Linked DNA regions of Homo sapiens: regions 1 and 3 are each linked to region 2. Evidence: read pairs that join two places in POLR2A ChIA-PET (ENCODE). Cell type or tissue: CD4-positive, alpha-beta T cell. All regions are shown on one strand.

Evidence for each region. Peaks named below come from ENCODE experiments on the same cell type or tissue, not always from the same donor. Only the 100,000 strongest peaks of a DNase experiment are listed, where the experiment ranks them.
Region 1: POLR2A ChIA-PET joins it to region 2 with 52 read pairs; 21 of 35 experiments call an interaction of 5 or more read pairs at or near these places.
Region 3: POLR2A ChIA-PET joins it to region 2 with 10 read pairs; 3 of 35 experiments call an interaction of 5 or more read pairs at or near these places.

The regions. Positions count from the first base shown.
Region 1 is chr10:86,584,221-86,586,720 of GRCh38, reverse strand. No RefSeq gene overlaps it. Among named protein-coding and RNA genes, the nearest start is that of WAPL-DT, 64 kb to the right of the region's middle. RefSeq lists enhancers at 1,189-1,248, 1,490-1,991. In CD4-positive, alpha-beta T cell, CTCF peaks have their summits at 887 and 1,086 (motif pointing right); a DNase peak (open chromatin) is centred at 1,090.
Region 2 is chr10:86,398,547-86,401,046 of GRCh38, reverse strand. No RefSeq gene overlaps it. Among named protein-coding and RNA genes, the nearest start is that of GRID1, 33 kb to the right of the region's middle. RefSeq lists enhancers at 1-279, 1,027-1,076, 881-1,175, 1,167-1,216, 280-1,273 and silencers at 587-636, 647-876. In CD4-positive, alpha-beta T cell, CTCF peaks have their summits at 850 and 1,057 (motif pointing left); DNase peaks (open chromatin) are centred at 86, 446 and 1,016; H3K4me3 peaks cover 1,275 bases; H3K27ac peaks cover 918 bases.
Region 3 is chr10:86,710,274-86,712,773 of GRCh38, reverse strand. The region is part of intron 9 of LDB3 (LIM domain binding 3); the gene reads right to left. Among named protein-coding and RNA genes, the nearest start is that of LDB3, 43 kb to the right of the region's middle. RefSeq lists enhancers at 153-202, 747-1,366, 1,367-1,986 and a silencer at 943-1,632. In CD4-positive, alpha-beta T cell, a CTCF peak has its summit at 1,532; DNase peaks (open chromatin) are centred at 1,123 and 1,493; H3K4me3 peaks cover 1,893 bases; H3K27ac peaks cover 1,197 bases.

The DNA of each region.
Region 1 (2,500 bases), 190 kb before region 2:
CTGCCACTCTCCCCGCCCACTGTCCATCTCCTCTAGTGTGTAGTGGTGGCCCTATCCCCTTTTGGCACAGCTGGGGCCCCCTTTCTGTTCTCCATCTGAATCCAGGCCTGAGGCATCTCTGCTCCCTGGCATCACCCTGTAATAGACACATCCTTCCTAGGAACACAGGATCCTCTCCTCCCTTCCCCATGCCCCAGGGCTGCTCCTCTGCTCCCAGGCCAACTGCACTCCTTCTCTGGAACACAGCTCTTATCTATCTCCCAGAACAAGGAAGTTTCATCCTGTAACTAAGTCTTGCCAATCCGAGGAAAAGGCTTGAGGGTAGGAATGGTTCAGAGAAGAAAAACTAGGCCATCCTCTGAGATCAGGAGTCCTGAGGTCCCAGGAGGATCAGAGCAGCCTTGTAACAGTCTAGTGCAACTCCTTTGACTTACTAATGGGGAAACTGAGGCCCAGAAAAGGGTGGGACATGCCCACGGCCACACAGTGAGAAAGTGTCAGGCAGGACTGGGATGGAGGTCTTCTCATGCCAGACCCTATGTGCTTCACCCTGACTCCCTCTGCTAAGACCCAATCAAAGGCTGGCTGTTCCTATGCATTGCATAGATGCAGTACTTTTAAGTTTTTGCCACAGACCAGCCTGTGAGGATAAAATGGATCAGACATGCCCCTTGCCTCCAGCAGTGTTGTTCTCTAAGGAATAATAATACAAACTAGGACTGGGCGGGGTGGCTCATGCCTGTAATCCCAGAACTTTGGGAGTCCGAGGTGAGAGGATTGCTTGAGCCCAGGAGTTCAAGACCAGCCTGGGCAACATAGGGATACCTCTGTCTCTACAAAAAAAAAGGACAGGGAGAGAAACCGCATGAGCCTCAAGCAGATACCGCAATACATGGAGCCCACAAAGGCACTGGCTGTGTTTCTCTGCCATTTCAACCCCATTTGGACCTTAGTTGTGGCATGCAGGAGGGCCCTGCCAGGACGGTGACCCCTTACTCGCCTTCAACCCCTGCTGTAAGTAGCCCCCAGCAGGGTGTGGGGCAGAAGAGCCCTCCCCGGAGAGCTCAGTACTGCAATTCTGCCACTGGGTGGCACTGTGGTGCCTCAGGAGGGGGACCACGCCTAAAGGAAACTGCCCAGAGAAGGGGTGGCACGGGAAAAGCGTCACTTGGGCCCTCCTGTGCTGGGCAAGTTGCTTTCCATCTAGGGTTACAAAGAGGTACATGAAATAGGTCCTGCCTTCCAGGAGCCCACAGTGGAACAGTCACATGGACAACAAATTAATTGTTCCAATAATAGATGTAATTAGTTGCTCCAATAGAAGCACAAGAACAACCGGTTCCCGCTGAGGGGCCCGGGGAGGAGGCAGCAATTGAGTCTTGATGTTAGAGTGCTCAGCAGGCCATTCTAGTTCAGGCTGTCTCTCACAGTGCAGGCTCTCAGGGCACTGCGCACTTGGTTTGGGTGGGAGGTAGGGGTGGGGTGTGCCCAGGGAGGTTTGGCCCAGTCCATAGGACAGCGACCTGTAGGGAGCTGGGGGCTGGAAGCCTCTGTCAGCCACCTTCCCCAGCCAGCAGCAGGCTGAGCCTCTGAGGCCAGGGCCTTTGGTGTGGCTATCCTGGGTTGCTCTGTCTCCATTAAAGCACTTAGCTAAGGGACATGGAGGAGAGACACTGGTGTTAGGACAACCAGAACACTGGGAAGTCTTCCAGTGCCAAAGAAAGACAACTGGCCTCCTGTCCTCTTGCTGTGCCTTCTGGCCTCAAGTCCACATGACCTTGGCCTGGGTACGGCAGCCCTCAGGGCTCAGTGACTACATCTGTAAAAAGGGTCTTCTGTCTAAACAAATATATTGAGAAATGAAAAAGTTTAAAGGACCTCTTTTGACTGACCTGAAGGCACACCCTGTGTCCTGCAGGTGTGGGGGACACCTGGGAGAGAAGGACTCTCCTCTGCCGGCTTCAGGTTGTGGCTGGGCCCAGTGGAAAGCCAGAATACATCTCTGTCCTTGGAACACAATTCATCCTCCACAGCTTCTGTAAAATCTGATGGGCTGAGCTTTGCAGCAGGGAAGTGATTTAATACCTAGTAGATACATTTTCATTAAATTTTTGAAGATGGAGCAAAGCCTCTAGTTTTCAAATTTTCTGTGCAGAAGTTAACCCATTATGGTGTTGAAACCCACATCCGCACCGTAAAACTAAAATCTTCTTCTCAAAACAAAGCACAATATATCACCCTGTAATAGACACATCCTTCCTAGGAACACAGGATCCTCTCCTCCCTTCCCCGTGCCCCAGGGCTGCTCCTCTGCTCCCAGGGCTGCTCCTCTGCTCCCAGGCCAACTGCACTCCTTCTCTGGAACACAGCTCTTATCTATCTCCCAGAACAAGGAAGTTTCATCCTGTAACTAAGTCAATCCAACTAAGGAGATGGATTGACTGAGGTTTGCAACTAGGGGCTTCAAGCTTGCCCAGGAGATGAGCAAAGGGTTGGCCGG
Region 2 (2,500 bases):
CCCGCACCCTGGGGCGGGCGGCGCGGGGCCAGGGTTTGCGAGTGTCACCTGCTTTGGTAAGTAGGTGGGCGAGTGACGCACCGCGGCGTCGGCGCCGCCTTCCAGGCGCTCTCTCTGCCTCCAGAGGCGCCGGCACTGCGGGGCCCCAGTCATGCCCGCTGCCTCAGTCTTCCAACCCGAAAAGTGGGTGGGCGAAGGAAAGCTCGGCCGAGCTGCGTCTCCAACTCCCTGCTCTCCCCTAGGGGAGCCCACCAGCTCCAATCGCGACCTCTTCTGTCCCCAAACCACAGACCCTAGCCCGCCTCGGGGACCCGGATATGGAAGGGGCGGTGGAGAGCCCTGGCCTTGATTCTCCCTGGGTCGGGAGGGCGTTCCGGCGGCCGTGGGGCTGCAGCCCTTCCTCCCCGCCTGGAAGGTGAGGGTGTGGGAGGAGCGGGAGGGGGCGAGGCCGACACAATCCCCGTGCGACCAGCGGCGGAGCCCAGAGCCAGGTTAGGAGCGCGCTCAGGCGAGCTCGGCGGAAGGCCGAGAAGGTTCATCGGAGGCGGCGGCGAGCCGAGACCAGGAGACAGACGGGGCGGGGTGACGAGGCGGGCCCCACCCCAGGAGCGCGGGGCCACACGGACACCGGCGGGCGGTCTTCCCCGGGATGCGCTGGGATTGCAGGCCTCCAGCGGCCCCGCCCGCCGCCTCCGCCCTCCCGCTCCTGAGCTGCCAATCCAGCGGGTTCTGCCGGTCCTCGGCCGTGCGTCTGGGGTCTGGATTCCCGGCTCCACTCGCCGTGAGCGCGCGTGTCAGCCGACTCGCCCCGGACCGCATGGTGCAGCTCCCGCAGGGCCGCAGCCGCGGGTCGTCGCTGATTGCCAGCTCCGCGCCCACTGCACCGCTGCGCGGCCGCCTAGGGCTCATTGCGCGGAAGTCGGCCTGGTCCCTCCCCTGGGCTGGATGGGCCCGCTCCTCCCGAGCGGTCGTGCTCTGAGTTGAATGCGATAGAGGCTTCTGGGCGCGTCGCGGGCTAGGTCCAGGAGCTGTGATCCTCTCCGAGGTCTCAGTGTGCCCGCAGCGCCCCCTGCAGTGCGTCTCCTGCAAGGGGCCCGGAACACATTCCTGTCCCCGCCAGGCCTGGAGGCCCGAGCGCCTGCTTTTCATCCACTCTGCCCACCCGCCTCTGCGGTCGGCTGCCTTGGGCGCTGGCCTTAGCAGTTCTGAGTTTGAATTCAATCGCCAATACACAGAAAGCCACACAAATGTGAAGATTTGTGAATTATTATCAAATGAACACCTTTGTAACCACTACCCAAGCCAAGAAACAGTACTTTCCCCCAGAATACCTTACCCGTGCTCCTTCCCGATTTCACTCGACTCCCTCCTTCCCAAAGTAGCCACTCTCCTGCCTTTCATAGTAATTACTTACCCGAGTTTTTAAAAAATTGTTGTCACCCAAGTTCGCCTCTCTAGAGGCTATAAATTAGACTTGCTCATTTTGTTAATATATTTTAAGTCTCTTTAATTTGTAGTTTCTTTCTCCATCACTTTCTTTTCCTTGCAATGTATCCTTGGAAGAATCTGAAGAGATTTCTAGTCTGGATTTCACTGATTGCATTCTCCTGGTGCAGTTCAACACATCTCCCTGTTTTCTGCATTTCCTGCAAATTGACAGCTGGATCCAAAGGCTTGATCAGACTCAGGTTCAAGATTTTTGGTGAGACTCCAGGTGGTGGAGTGCTGTTTTGTCAGGAGGCACATAATGTCTGGTTGTCTCTATTTTTTGAGATCTGAGGAGAGACGATGTCCAATGCTTACATTCATTAATTCACTGGGGGATGAAAATGGTGATATACTAATTATATAATTTATTTTTCATTTATCATCTGGGTTGATTTTATAAAGAGACTCTTCTCCTCATCTGCTATTTGGTTACCCAGTGGAACCGTTCACAGAGGAAAGGCGGGTAAATGCTTGTTTCTTTGCATTTATTTATCCGTTTTCAAGATGACGAATTGCTACCCTGTCATCCTCCCAAAATGAAGAGTTAAAAAAATATACCATCACGATGCCAAGGATTTAAATGTGCTAGATGGATTTCAATACGTTGCAGTTACTGTCAGTAGTAACATACAAATTGTCCCCTCTTTGGGCAGCTGGAGCCCTTCAGGTTAATCCTTGGGTCCTTTAGATGTGACCCTAGTAGCCTTTGAACACTTCCTTGTTATCTGGAATGACAAGACATCTTACCAGTTTGGGGTGCTAGGAATCCTCTTCACTTCTTGGTTGATCTTTGTTTCTAGGTCTTTTCAATGGAGGAGCTGTAAATTACATATATGATAAAATACACTGGGAATTTATACTGATGTAACTACGTTAAGTGGAGGACTTCTTGATTACACCTGTATTTCTTTTCTTCCACACTGGGAATCCTGGTTCTTAAGGACACCAGGAATAACTGAATTAGAATCCAATTAGTCATTTGTTTTATTTCAATTTATATACTTACAGGTTC
Region 3 (2,500 bases), 310 kb before region 2:
TCTTAAATATATGTAGTCAAAGAAAATATATTAAAATGAATTTAACTTGCTTTCTTTTATTTTTTAAAAATGTGGCTAATAGGAAATTTCTATTGCGTGGTGCTGCCTTCACCAAAATGACTGCTTCCACATGCCAGGCCCTTTACGTGCCTTATTACTCGCTGCAATCCAAGGAGGCAGATAATATTTGCAAGTCCATTTTACAGATGAGGAACTGAGACTTGGAGAGCTTAAATGGCTGCCTCCAAGTCATCCAGCTGGTGAACTGCTTAGCCGAAACGAGCTCAGGCTGCCAGACTCAACAGCAGATGCCCGCTTAGAAACTCCCCAAGCAGCAAAACAGGCTTTAGTACGCCCCCTTTCAAGTAAACAGGGCCCTGGCCCACCTTTCCTGCCTCCCTCCAGCAATACTAACCCTATTCCCCCTGCCTGGCAGTCGCTTCCCTCCATCGGAAGGCCTTACAGACTCCCGGATCCACCTCCTTTTCTTTTCCAGCCCCCACAACACAGAGGTCTCACAGAGGCAGGCTAGAATCTGGACCCCGATTTGACGGCTTCCTTGCTTGGGGCTAACCCACCCAGAGAAGGAACCTCCCCGGCCTCGGTGGCCCGGCCCGGCAGCTCCGTTCCCCCGTCGCAACCCCGACTCCGTCGGGGGGCGAGCAGGCAGTGGCGCTTCGCAGCCCTCAGCTTCTGCATCCTTCAGCCTGGCTCGCCGTCACGCCAGGAGAGACCTGATATCCCATCTCGCAGCCCCGGGGCTGTTGCTATTTTTGCGTGACGGAATTAAGCCAGTCTAAATTAGAAGGTGATATTTCATCTCTAATTGGCAAGTTCAAAAGTCCCCTATCGCACTCGGCGGGCTCGGGGATATGTAATTAAACAAGGTGATTTCTGACTCACGCCGGGCCGGGCCCGGCTCTCCGCAAGCGCCTGGCCGCCGCCCGGCCCGCGGGCCAACGTGACCGTCCCCGGCCCGCGCGCAGGGTCTCCGCGCCGCCGCCGCCCGCCCCCTCCCGGGCCTCAGGTGTTCCGGGGAGCGGCCGCCCACCTCGGGCGCCAGCGATAAGATCCGGCCTGCGAACGCCGCCCTCGGCCCGGAGGAGGCCCCGGGGGGAGCTGCGGCTGCGGCCGCGGCGCTCCGGGTCCCGCGCGGGCTCCCCGCCCTCTCTGACGCCCGGATCCGAAGAGCCTGGAGGGAAGGGGAGCGGAGGGGGGCTCGGGACCACACGCCCCACTTCATACGGGGCCGCCTGCCAGCCGCCCCCGGACTCCGCTTGGCAGCCGGGCCTCCCGGAGAGGGAGGTGGAGGCAGGCCGACTCCAGCGCGCGCCCGCCCGGCCGCCTCTTTCCCCCTAGGCAGGAATGAGTTAATGTCTGCGCGGCCTGGGAACGGCGCGGGGGCCCGCGGCTCCGGCCCGTCTCGCTCGCCTGGGCCCCAGCCCGGGAAGGAGGAGGAAGGAGACGCAGGGCGGGCTGGCCGCGCGCCCCCGGAGCCCTGACGCCGCCTGGCGGGCTGGGCGAAGACAGCCGGAGGCCGCCCCGGAAGGTGCCAGAAGCGCCTCCCCAGGAAGAGACGGAAATGTCCTCCTTGTGCCCCGGCAAGGCCTCGCCTCCACCCGCCGCTTCTCCTCCAACTCCTCTCCAGCCTCCCCTCCCTGTGTTCCCAGTCTCTGCAGGGGCAGCCTCTTCCCACTGCTCCATCTAAGGCTTTTCACTACTGCAAAATGCCACCTCGCCCTGCGGAGTTTTCACCTCAGAACCGTCTATCCTTGCCCCTTCTCTGTAGGGACAGAGAAGGGCACCTCCCGTGTGACAGACGCTGTGCTGGGTGCTTCATTCCATCCCCAGAACACAAGGTGTCCATGAACAGCGCAGCCTGGATGGATGAGGCACTTTGCCTTCGAGAGCAGAGCAGGCCGTGGCACCGGCCTCTGTCTCGGGCAAAAGCCGCTTCGACCGCCCACACTCAGCCCTGCTGTCAGAGCGAGCTTCATGAACCAGCGCCCCGAAGCAAGGCCTGCCCTGACTCAGTGCCTGTCTCATCTCCCTGGGCTCCAGCGGCAGAGAAAACTTCCCTGGGGTTTCTCCCTGCGCCTGGATAGGACCTGCTCCCGAGTCTAGGCTCCTTATGTGCTGTTCTGTACCCCCATGGCTGCGGCCAAATCTCGCACACTGGCATGACACAGAGAAGATGGAGTCTCATTCTGTCGCCCAGGCTGGAGTGCAATGGTGCAGTCTCGGCTCACTGCAACCTCGGCCTCCCGGCGATTCTCCTGCCTCAGCCTCCCGAGTAGCTGGGATTACAGGTGGGTGCCACCACGCCCGGCTAATTTTTGAATCTTTAGTAGAGATGGGGTTTCGCCATGTTGGCCCCGGCGGTCTCAAACTCCCGACCTCAGGCGATCCTCCTGCCCCAGCCTCCCAAAGTGCTGGGATTCCAAGTGTGAGCCACCATGCCCGGTCCGGAGAAGACTTCTCTGCTCTCCTTCGCTCTCCC